Linked DNA regions of Homo sapiens: region 2 is linked to region 1. The links are chromatin contacts, found by Hi-C or POLR2A ChIA-PET in ENCODE. All regions are on one chromosome and are shown on one strand. Each heading gives the region's core, a stretch centred on a gene start or an enhancer-like site at or near the end of the contact. The rest is flanking DNA. Distances are from core to core; before and after follow the strand shown.

Region 1 (5,322 bases), core at 2,793-5,292:
CACGCTCACACTCACGCTCACACTCACACGCTCACACTCACACTACTGCTGGCCCAGCCTGCTCTGGGCTGAAGCCAAGCTCAGTTCTGAATCTTGCTCTAGGAAATAGTCTTAACTTTGCAAAGAACGCTATGGACAAAAATATGTGTCAATGCTTTGTTTACAATAATGTAAAATCGGGGGAGGGGTCGGGTGCAGTGGCTCACGCCTGTAATCCCAGCACTTTGGGAGGCCGAGGCAGGTGGATCACTTGAGATTAGGAGTTTGAAACCAGCCTGGCCAAAAGGTGAAACCCCATCTCTACTAAAAATACAAAAATTAGCCGGCCGTGATGGGGTGTGCCTGTAGTCCCCGCTACTCTGGAGGCTGAGGCGAGAGGATTGCTTGAACCCAGGAGGCAGAGGTTGCAGTGAGCCAAGATTGCACCACTGCAGTCCAGCCTGGGCAACAGAGCAAGACTCCATCTCAATTTTTTAAAATTTAAAAATAAATAAAAAATGAAAAAATCAGAGGAGGTTCTAAATGTTTATGTGGAACTGAGACATTTTAAATGCTTATAAAGAGTTTTTAGTATAAGAGAAAACTGTCCATGTTATATATACTATATGCTAATTCAGAAAACTGGATGCCATAGTATAAATACAAAAAAAGGTGTATTAATCTATACATGTAAGAAACAGCTAGAAGAAAACACACCGAAATACTAACTGTGGTTGTTTGTATAATGCAATTACAGGCAATTCTTGTACTTTCTTTTTTTATTTCTACAAAACATCCACATTTAAGTTAAAGGGCTGAGTGCAGTGGCTCATGTCTGCAATCCCAGCACTTTGGGAGGCTGAGGTGGGAGGATTGCTTGAGCCCAGGTGTTTTAGACCAGCCTGGGCAACACAGAAAGACCCCTTCTACAAAACACACACACACACACACACACACACACACACACACACACACACTTAGCAGGGCATGGTACTAGCTACTCAAGAGGCTGGGGTGGAAGAATCACTTGAGCCCAGAAGGTCAAGGCTGCAGTCAGCTGTGACTATGCTACTGCACTCCAGTTTGGGTGACAAAATAATTTTTTTAAATGAACATAATCTACTTGTCATCAAAAAATATCTTTTAGGAAAACAAACAAAACATCCCACAATTGAAAGCCCACTTTCTCGTCAGCTTTTCTATGTATGAAGAGCTTTTCTTTCTTTCCGTTTGTACTCTGTTTCCCAAAATGACTTGAGTGGCTTATGAGAAAAACATAAACAAGACAGGAAAAATAAAATAAGGACCAAAGAAAGAAAGAAACTGAGCAAAAGAGAGAGAGGGTGAGAACACCCCCAGTCGTACCTCCATGACCCACAGTCTGAGGCCTTATTCAGAGAGAATTTTCTAACTCTTTGACCAAGCGCACTGAGGCAGGGCATTGGATCTGGTGGCCCATCCCTCACATGGGCCACTTTCCAGTGGACAACAAGGAGCCCCCAAAGCTGGCACAGTGGACCCTGCCTCATTTCCTCTGCCCCTATTTTCCCAGGCCCTCATGACTTGCACCCCTCACCTATCACCACCCCACCTCACGGTCCCCTGTCCTGAGCCAGTCCCCAAAGAGTCTTGCTCACTGGTCCCCATCCTGCCTGCTGGGGCCTGGGTCTCTTTCCCACACCCTGAACCTGGTGGCCCACCCAGACCTCAGGCATGGTTGACTCTCTGTTGGGCTTATGCAGAGTGGGTGCCCAGGGGAGGCACTCATGTCTCTGACTGGCCGGTACTGGCTAGCTAAGCATGGTGTGAGGTCAGTGGGTCACACCCAGGGTAGGGCTGAGGTCCATGCCGCCTGCCATGCCCTCCGACAGTGGCTCTTAATGCCTGACTTGCTGATGCCCAGAACAAAGGTTCCTAATTCTTTTAGTTGCCCCCATTTGAGAGTCTGATGAATACCATGGTCCCTGTCCCCATAGACACCACATTTTGCATACCATTTTGGGGAAGGGCAGATTTCTGAAGCCTCTCTGGAGAGCATGGACCTTAAGGTTCGAGACCTCTACTCTAGCAGCTACATCTGCACGTGAGATTGTCCCGCCAGGAGGCACCTACAACTTCCCAAGGCCTGACTGCCACCATGCCCTGCCTCAGAGTGGACAGCAGCCCTGAGAGTGACATAGCCAATAATGTCTTCATGCCACAGTCCTTGCCAAGCAATGGCCAAGACTGTGTGCACAGAGATTGTGCAGGTCACTCCAAGGACACCACAGGGCAACCTCACTTCTGAAAATAATGCTGAGCGACCAGTGACTGAACCCTTCCTACGTGCCAGCCACTGAACAACAAGACCTTACAATGTCATACTTGTACGATGACTAACTGAGGACACTGAGGCTCCGGAACGTGAAAAAGCTTGTCCGAGGGTTACATAGCCAGATCTGCCTGTATTTCACCCACTGCCTCTCCCGGTGGCAGAAGCCAGGCCTCTCTCCAGGAGGTGGGTTCCCAGGCCCTGGCACTGCACCCCCTTACAGCACAGGTTGCCTTTCAGCCCCAGGAAACATGCCCACAGAGATCATGGCATCTCCCCCGGCCCCATTTGTGTAGGGCAGACAGGAGTCCTATCCTGTGGAACACCATGTGCCTACCGGTATGCAACTGGCTGGAGCTTACACAGCTGGGAGGACACAGCCTGTCCTGGACCCCACATCTGAGTGAATTCAGGCCTCCATCTACCACACTGACCCTCTGTAATCCATCCCAAAGTCATTCCCCAGGAATTTCCTTTTTTTTTTTCTTTTCTTTCTTTCCTTTTTTTTCTTAAAGAGGCAGGGTCTCGCTCTATCACCGAGGCTGGAGTGCAGTGGCACTATCGTAGCTCACTGCAACCTCAAACTCCCAGCCTCGAGCAACCCTCCCACCTTGGCCTCCCAAAGCACTGGGATTACAGGCGTGAGCCACCACGTCTAGCCTCCCCAGGGATTTCCAACACTTGTTTTTTGACCTCAGAAGAGTCTCTTTGCCTCTCTGTTGGGCTTTCAATTCCTCTGCTGGTGAAACTGAGTCTTGTGGTCTGGGGTCCTGTCATCTGACATCTTTCAACTCTCGAAGGCCTGGGATGCATGGGGCCTGCAGCTGCTGCGTGTGAATGGATCTGGGTTTGACCTGAACATCTGTTTCTCTATCCACGGAATAAAAATACTTTGGTCCAGTTTGAGCTGTATGCTTTTAGGAAGAACAAAAACAAAAAGGGGGGTGGGGTGGGGTGCGGGTAAGACAGAGAACAAATGACAACAAGACCCAGGCAGGAACAGGCAGAGGGAAAGTCCTTGAAGCTCTGTCTGCAGAAAGGCTTGATCTTTCCACCCGGAATTCGGGTAATTCAGGCTTCTTGTGATGCGGCCAGTGGGCTGTGGCTCTTCAGGGCCCACCATCTGCTCCCAAGGGGTGCTCGTGGGAGCCTACCCTCCTCCCCTTAGCCAAAGGCAGGCAGCGGGGGTCACTAGTGGGACTGAGAACTGCTCCAGCAGGGCTGCTTGGGGTGCCCAGCAGCCGGGCATGGGACCCTTGCCCTGGGTAGGCGGCTGCTAGGGGCTCTGGGTGGCACCTGCGGTGCCCCCGACATCCCCTCCCCCTACGCCGCTGGGGGCTGCTGAAATTAGAAGAGGGAGTCGGGAAGTCATACCCCTCCCTGTGGGCGTCGGGTTGCACTGTTGACTAACTTAGAAAGCGAGATTTCTAAAAATGATGCTGGGGCTGCAGGCTGCGGGCTGCGGGCTGCGGGCTGCGGGCTGCTGCCGCGGCGGGGGCTTCCGGCGGCGCTCTCTTCTGGGTCCCCCACCCCTGGACCAGCGACCGACGACCAGCCAGACAGCCCTTTCCTGCGAATGGACAATGGGAGAGGCTGGCGCAACCGAGAATAGCCAGCGCGGAGGAAGGGCTCCGGACGGAGCTAGGAGGGTGGGGCTCGGAGGGCGCAGGAAGAGCGGCTCTGCGAGGAAAGGGAAAGGAGAGGCCGCTTCTGGGAAGGGACCCGCACGACGACGCCCGAAGGGCGTCGGGGGAAGTGGTAGGCCCCGGAGACTGCGCGAGGCTCCTCAGCAAAGGAAGTGGGCGCGGCGCGCACGCAAGACCTCGCACCCGGCCTCGCGCGCCGCCTCTGGACAGCCCAGCGCCTCTCAGCACCTGTACCTCGCCAGACGCGGCCTCACGGAGACGGGGATCTGCAGCCAATCCGAAACTGCCTGACCCAGGGGGTCCGCGGAAAGGGGAGGAAGGGGAGTGTCCACGGGCCCCATCCTGCCACTTGTCACCCACAAGAGTTCCTTCCCAAGCAGCCCCATCCTCGCCCGGACACTCACTCAGATACTGCCCAGCCCCAGATGGGCTAAGAGGCACAGAGATGGGCAATTAAACACAGCAGGCCTGGCCTCCCTGGGCTGGGGATGGGGTTTTTCTTCTGGGAGCTGCAAAGGGTGAAGCAGTTACAGGTTATCAGGGAGGAGCCCAGTCAAAACTGAACTCAAGGAGGATAGATTTGGGAGAAGTCCCTGCCATGCTTATCCTCCCTCGGCGTGAAGCACAGGGCCCCCTTCCAGGCACAAGGACCCTGAAGATCTCTGGGTGGAGGAAGGCAAGAACAGTGGCAAAATCAGGAATCAGGAACCAGGGTTCGGGCCCTGGTTATGCGAGGACTCACTGTGGGACTGTAAACAAGCCCTTTTCCCTCGGAGCTTTGAAACGCAAATTTTGAGTCAGCGAGACCGGCATGGGCCAGAGACCCAGCCTTCCTAATGAGCTCCCCGGAGATGCCACGCTCCTGCCTGCAGATCGAACTCTCAGTAGCACAGTACGAGATGATTTTTCAGAACCCTTCTAATTCTGAAGTCTTCCCAGCCAGAAGCCCACTCTCAGGCCTCTCAGGACACACTGTCCAAATACACAGTTGGTTTCCAATGGCAGAGGTAAAATCCCAAACCAGCTTCCATAACATGCCCTCCTCCCTTCCCTGACTCTGTGATTGTTGATACAGGATGTGCTCCAGAACCGTGAAACAAGCTCACTACCACAGTTCCATATGTTAATAAAACCTTACTGGCCGATAATGAGAGATTACATGGAAGGGCAGAGAGATGAGGAAACCTTCATGGTCTAATTCATTGGCCTGTTTTAACAACTGAGGAAACTGAAGTGCAGAGCTGAAGCCAACTGTTCAAAAGACACGCAGAGTCAAAAGGGGAACAGTAACCCTAATTGAGAGTACAGTTTGGAGTCCAGATAGTATCAAGTCCCAATCTGTTGGGCTCTCCCATTGAACTGGGTCATAACAATCCTGGTACAACT
Region 2 (5,703 bases), core at 3,204-5,703, 2.5 Mb after region 1:
TCTGAAGGAGACTGGGCCATCTGAACGTCTTGCAGAACACTGCACTGGTTCATGGTGTCAATGACAATGTGCTAATCAGGATGGATGAGCAGGAGGTGACAAGTACATGGAAAACTTGATGAGACATATGTGCTCCAGCGGGCAGAAGATTAAACCCTATGAAGAATTAGGGGCTTGCCACATCAGTGAGGTTTGTAGGGGTCTGGTGGTGTGGGGCACACCAGAACATCCCCCTGCACACTCCATCACAGAAGAGCAAGCACAATGCTTAGAGGCCTCTTTGGGTTCTGGAGGTAGCAGATTCCACACCTGGGAGTGCTGCTCTGACCCACATATCTCTGGGTCACATGACATCAAAGGCTGTCCCTCAGGCTATGGGACCCACAGACCCCATGATACTAGAGGCATACATGGTGGGAAGATATGCTGTGTGAAGCTTACAGCAAGCTCTGGTGGGAAAAACCACAAAGTAGACCCCCTAGGGTTCTGGAGCAAGACCAGGTCATCTATAGTAGAGAACTAGACACCATTCACAAAGCAGCTCTGCCAGGCTACTGGACCCTGGTAGAGATGACTAGGGGACATCAAGTGACCATGAGGCCAGAGCTGCCCCTCATGAACTGGGTTCTGTCAGGCCCTCTAATATGTAAATTCAGGTGGGTGGGCCTAGCAGCAATCCACTGAGACTGTAAGCAATCCGTTGTACATCCACATCACCTACCACTGCCACAGCAGCTCCTCTGCCTCAGTTCACAACTACGCCAATGGGCAGTTCTTACGGAGGAAAAAGGCTGCGCTTGATCACAGCTGAGCTGGCTCAATACATGGGTCAGATGTAGTACCTGGATGTGCAGCGGTCGCATGGAGCCCTTGAGGATGAAAGCCACAGGCTACAGATGGTGGAACCAGAATGGGGAGGAGACTTGTCCTCGGCGATGTCCTGAAGCAGCTGCCCCAGCGCTGGATGCCTACTGACCTGGGAAGAGCAAACCCCAAGGTGATGTGTCCTGGAGCAAGTCCAGCATGACTGTTGGCTGGGGTCCCAGCTCCTCACTCCCCAAGCCTGTCCCAGGCTGCCTGAGTGTCCTCAAGACATGGATGCTGCCTTCTCTCAGAGTGAGCAAAGCTGCAGTCTTTTTGTAACTGAATCTCCAAAGTAACATCCAACCACATCTGTCCTATGCTGTTGGGAGGAGATCACACAAGGGTGTGAATACCAGAAGGCAAGGGCCATCAGGGCCATAATAGAGGCTGCCTACTCACCCCACCCACCTTTCTGTCTCTCCTACCCTGCCCCCAACCAGTGTTTAAACATGTCCAAGAACCTCTCATCTGAGAAAAAGCCATATCCCACTCCAGTGCCTGTCCCAGCTCTCACAGTCCATTCCACACCTGGGAATGCCTCTCTGACCCATACATCTTTGGGTGACATAAAAGCACTCCAGCCTCCAACTAGTAACTCACATTCACCCTTCTCACTTCCCTGCATCCTACCTGTCAACACACTTCAATGTAGTGTCTGACTCCAGACACACCGGCCAGCCCAGATCTGCTATCGCCAGGGCCACTAACAGCTCCTAGTCCTTATCAGATGACCTCTGGGCAGCCAGCTGACCCCATCCACCATCTTGACTGCTCTCTTCAGTGGCCTTTGGGAGGGCTCCTGATAATCCCCAGCCCTGCTAGGATCTCCTCTCCTTCAGTGTGGGCCGGACCTCAGGACTCACTTCTCGCTAAGAGAATATGGCAAAAGTAAAGGAATATCACTTCCAAGACATGGCATCTGTCTTGTATGGCCTCTCTCTCTTGTTCGCTTGCTCTGAAAGAAACCAGCTGCCAGGTTGTAAGCTGCTCTGTAGAGAGGCCCCCACCCAAGAGCCAGTGGGAAACTAAGTCTTCAGTCCAACAGCCTATGAGGACCTGAATCCTATCATGTGAAGAAGCTTGGAAGGGGATCCTCCTGAAGATGAGCCTTCAGAGGAGACAGCAGCCCTGGCCAATACCTTGCCTGCAGCCTTGAAAGACCTTGAAGAAGAGGCACCCAGTGGCATCGTGTCCAGATCCCTGATCCACAGACACCGAGACAGTGGGTGCTAATTGCTTCAAGGTGCTAAATCCCAGGATAATTTTTTTTTTTTTGAGATAGAGTTTCGCTCTTTTTGCCCAGGCTGGAGTGCAATGGCACAATTTCGGCTCACCGCAACCTCCACCTCCAGTGTTCAAGTGATTCTCCTGCCTCAGCCTCCTGAGTAGTTGGGATTACAGGCATGCGCCACTACGCCTGGCTAATTTTGGATTTTTAATAGAGACAGGGTTTCTCCATGTTGGTCAGGCTGGTCTTGAACTCCTGACCTCAGGTGATCCACCTGCCTCAGCCTCCCAAAGTGCTGGGATTACAGGTGTGAGCCACCATGCCTGGCCATCCCAGGATAATTTTTTATGCAGCAATAGATAACACAAGCCCATGCAGAGTCTCTTCAGCTTTCCTGTCAGCAGCTCCTAGCATCCGAGGTGCATCCTTCACATCCTTTGTTGGTGTCTCTTAACTGTTGGGGTTTCCCAGGTCCCAGGCTTAGACCTTCTCATCTCCCTGCACTCACTCTGGATTATACAACCACTCCCAAGGCAATCTACAGCTTCAGTCCAAACACGCCCTTGAGTCCCATACATGGATATCCAACAGCTTCCTGGATATGTCCCCTCGGCCCAAATTCAGCACAGCCAGAAACAAACTCATCTTCTTCCCCCTTAAATTGCTGGTCTTCCTGTGCGCTCCTATCTCAGCTATCATCCACCTAGCTAAGCCAGGATCCTGGTGTCATCCTGCATGCCTCTTTTGCTGTCCTCAATCACCAACACCTATAGACCCCACTTCCTGGCCGGGCGTGGTGGCTCACGCCTGTAATCCTAGCACTATGGGAGGCCAAGGCAGGCGGATCCACTTGTCAGGAGTTGGAGACCAGCCTAGCTAACAATGGTGAAATCCCATCTCTACTAAAAATACAAAAATTAACCGGGCACAATGGCGTGCATCTCTAATCCCAGCTACTCGGGAGGCTAAGGCACGAGAATCGCTTGAACTTGGGAGGTGGAGGTTGCAGTGAGCTGAGGTTGCACCACTGCACTCCAGCCTGGGTGACAGAGTGACTCTGTCTCAAAAAAAAAAAAAAGATTCCACCTCCTAAACATCTTGTATTTCCAGTTCTCTCCATCACTCCTGCCTCCCTACCCTGGGTCCCAGGCAGAGATGCTTGTTCACTGCACAAAGTGCCTGGCTAAGAGGGTTGCGATTCAGCCCTGCCTCTGCTCACTAAGGCTGCCTGGAACTAGACAAGAACCACAGCAACCTCCTCGTTTGCTGCCTTCAACCTCGTTCAATCCACTTCCACCTGGTAGCAGCCAGAGGGATTCTAAAACCCACACTAGTTCACGTCTCACCCTGCTCAAAATGCTTCCATGGCCTTCCATTGCTTTCAGAATACAGAATAGTCAAACTCTCTAGAAAAACATCTAGCTCTTTTTTGATCCGGATTTTCTCTCCCTCAAGTCTTGTCTGTTGCCCGGCATCATAAGCTCCTAGGGTTAGTTCTTAGGGAGGGGCTTGCACATCCGGGCCCTGCCATGACCTCTGCAGCTTTGCACATGGCATCCTTCTATCTGTAACATCCTCCCTGCGTCTTCGCTCCCCTGGGCAAAGATAACTCCTACTAAAGCCTCAGATGTGACCTCCTACAAAATCCCAGAGTTGTCCAGCTGCTTGAAGTATTGAGCCTTTGAGCTTTGGGAGAAGTTAAACCATTGTGCTCCTAAGACGGTAAGAAGCGTCAGAAAACCAGGCTCTGAACCTCTGCTGTCTTTTTTTTTTTTTGAGACGGAGTCTCACTCTGTCACCCAGGCTGGAGTGCAGTGGCGGGATCTCGGCTCACCGCAACCTCCACCTCCCAGGTTCAAGCGATTCTTCTGCCTCAGCCTCCCGAGTAGCTGGGATTACAGGCCCGTGCCACCATGCCCAACTAATTTTTGTATTTTTAGTAAAGACTGGGTTTCACCATGTTAGTCAGGCTGGTCTCGAACTCCTGAGCTTGTGATCCGCCCACCTCGGCTTCCCAAAGTGCTGGGATTACAGGCGTGAGCCACCGCGCCCGGCCTCTGTTGTCTTGTCAGCAAAATGGCCCTGGTGTGACCGAGGTCACGCAGCCAGCAAGTGTCGTCGGGTCCCCTGGAGCCTCAGCTTCTACCTCCGCTCCAGCTCCCACCACAGCGCAGGCGAGCGCACGCGCACAGCGCCGGGCCGCACACCTCCGGGCTCTGGGCGGAGCGCCTCGGGCGTTGTAGGCGGGACCGGACCCTCTGGCCCGCCCCTCCGTGTCCCTTCTGGTCGCCAGTGGACGCCGACGTCATGACGTCGCGTTCCGTAGGGCTCTTCCCGGGCTTTGGTGGGTCACGTGAACCACTTTTCGCGCGAAACCTGGTTGTTGCTGTAGTGGCGGAGAGGATCGTGGTACTGCTATGGCGGTGAGCGCGCTGGCGCGTGGCGGGCGGGCGCCGGGGACATGGGTGCGGAGGCTGCGCGCTTCCCGTACTCTGGCCCCGGCCCAGGGCGGCGCTCTGGGTGAGGCTGGGCCCCAGGCTCTGGGGCGCAGCTACTTTCTCGCCTGCACCCTGCGTGAGGCGACTCGCCTACCTACCACTGACCTGGGGCCCTGGGCTCCCTAAGGCGAGCTCGGCCCGTTCAGCCTCTGTCCTTTATTCACCCCACACATACTTATTGGGCGCCATCTGTGTGGCGCTGAGCGTACAAAAGACAGGCCCCCATTTCACTACACTCCTTTAAACTTTTTTTTTTTTTAATTTCCCAATGATCCTTGTTCCAAACACTACACTTACTTTTGTATTACCTTCTTGTCCCTTTGTCTTGTATACTGTCTGTTCCACATCTGAGTTCCAGACCTCTTGTTTTGGTGGCTCTTCTATGCCATCTCTATCACAATACCTTGCGCACTGTGTGTGCTGAAATAGGTCTAATGCTTAAGGGGAGATAATAGACAGTAAACAGGTAAATAGGCAAATGACATAACCTCAGTGGTTTTTCATGGAGAAAGCACGGTGATGTGGGTGACCCCGATATTTGAGCTGGCTTCTATTTGTTTGGAAGCCACTGACTCAGATTGCTCAGCTGAGAGCATTCCAGGTGAGAGAACAGCAAGGGCAAAGATCTGGAGGCTGGAAGGGGTTTGGTGTGTTGGAGGACAAGAGTCACAGGTGGAGAGAAAGAAGGGAAGGCCCCTGATGGTAAAAAGGAAGCTGTATCATGCCTCACCAGCTTCCTAGGTTTCTGACAACCGCACCTTCTCTTGCAGGAATCATCGGAATCCTTCACCATGGCATCCAGCCCGGCCCAGCGTCGGCGAGGCAATGATCCTCTCACCTCCAGCCCTGGCCGAAGCTCCCGGCGTACTGATGCCCTCACCTCCAGCCCTGGCCGTGACCTTCCACCATTTGAGGATGAGTCCGAGGGGCTCCTAGGCACAGAGGGGCCCCTGGAGGAAGAAGAGGATGGAGAGGAGCTCATTGGAGATGGCATGGAAAGGTAATTTCATTCAAGGCCCTGGACTCAGCAGATAGTTTTGCAGAGAGCCCATTGTGTGCCTGGTGGCCTGGCTTTGGGAGCTGGGAGCAGATGAATCGATGGCATTCTTGCCT

The links. Hi-C counts contacts between places; a loop is a spot of excess contacts on that map. ChIA-PET counts read pairs that join two places held with the same protein, here RNA polymerase II (POLR2A). Pooled maps may share reads with other maps.
Region 2: a pooled map shows a loop between it and region 1 (4-fold over the local background). The contact joins the promoter of MCM2 here to the enhancer-like site in region 1. A Hi-C loop is called at or near these places in 3 of 50 pooled maps. POLR2A ChIA-PET finds 5 or more read pairs at or near these places in 2 of 52 experiments (Caco-2 and PC-9).

The regions. Positions count from the first base shown.
Region 1 is chr3:125,137,934-125,143,255 of GRCh38, forward strand. All of the region lies in intron 5 of SLC12A8 (solute carrier family 12 member 8), which reads right to left. Among named protein-coding and RNA genes, the nearest start is that of MIR5092, 11 kb to the right of the region's middle. RefSeq lists a silencer at 3,648-3,877 and enhancers at 3,891-4,714, 4,328-4,417, 4,428-4,657, 5,228-5,322. Within about 2 kb of position 4,043, at least 26 of the 41 ENCODE cell types and tissues checked have a DNase peak (open chromatin) inside an H3K27ac peak, as active enhancers do.
Region 2 is chr3:127,593,958-127,599,660 of GRCh38, forward strand. It overlaps MCM2 (minichromosome maintenance complex component 2), which reads left to right and starts at 4,454. Exons shown (of 16, transcript NM_004526.4): 1 at 4,454-4,515; 2 at 5,361-5,590. The coding sequence starts at 4,510. It also overlaps a transcript of TPRA1 not described here. RefSeq lists enhancers at 4,132-5,089, 4,443-4,562 and a silencer at 4,593-4,752.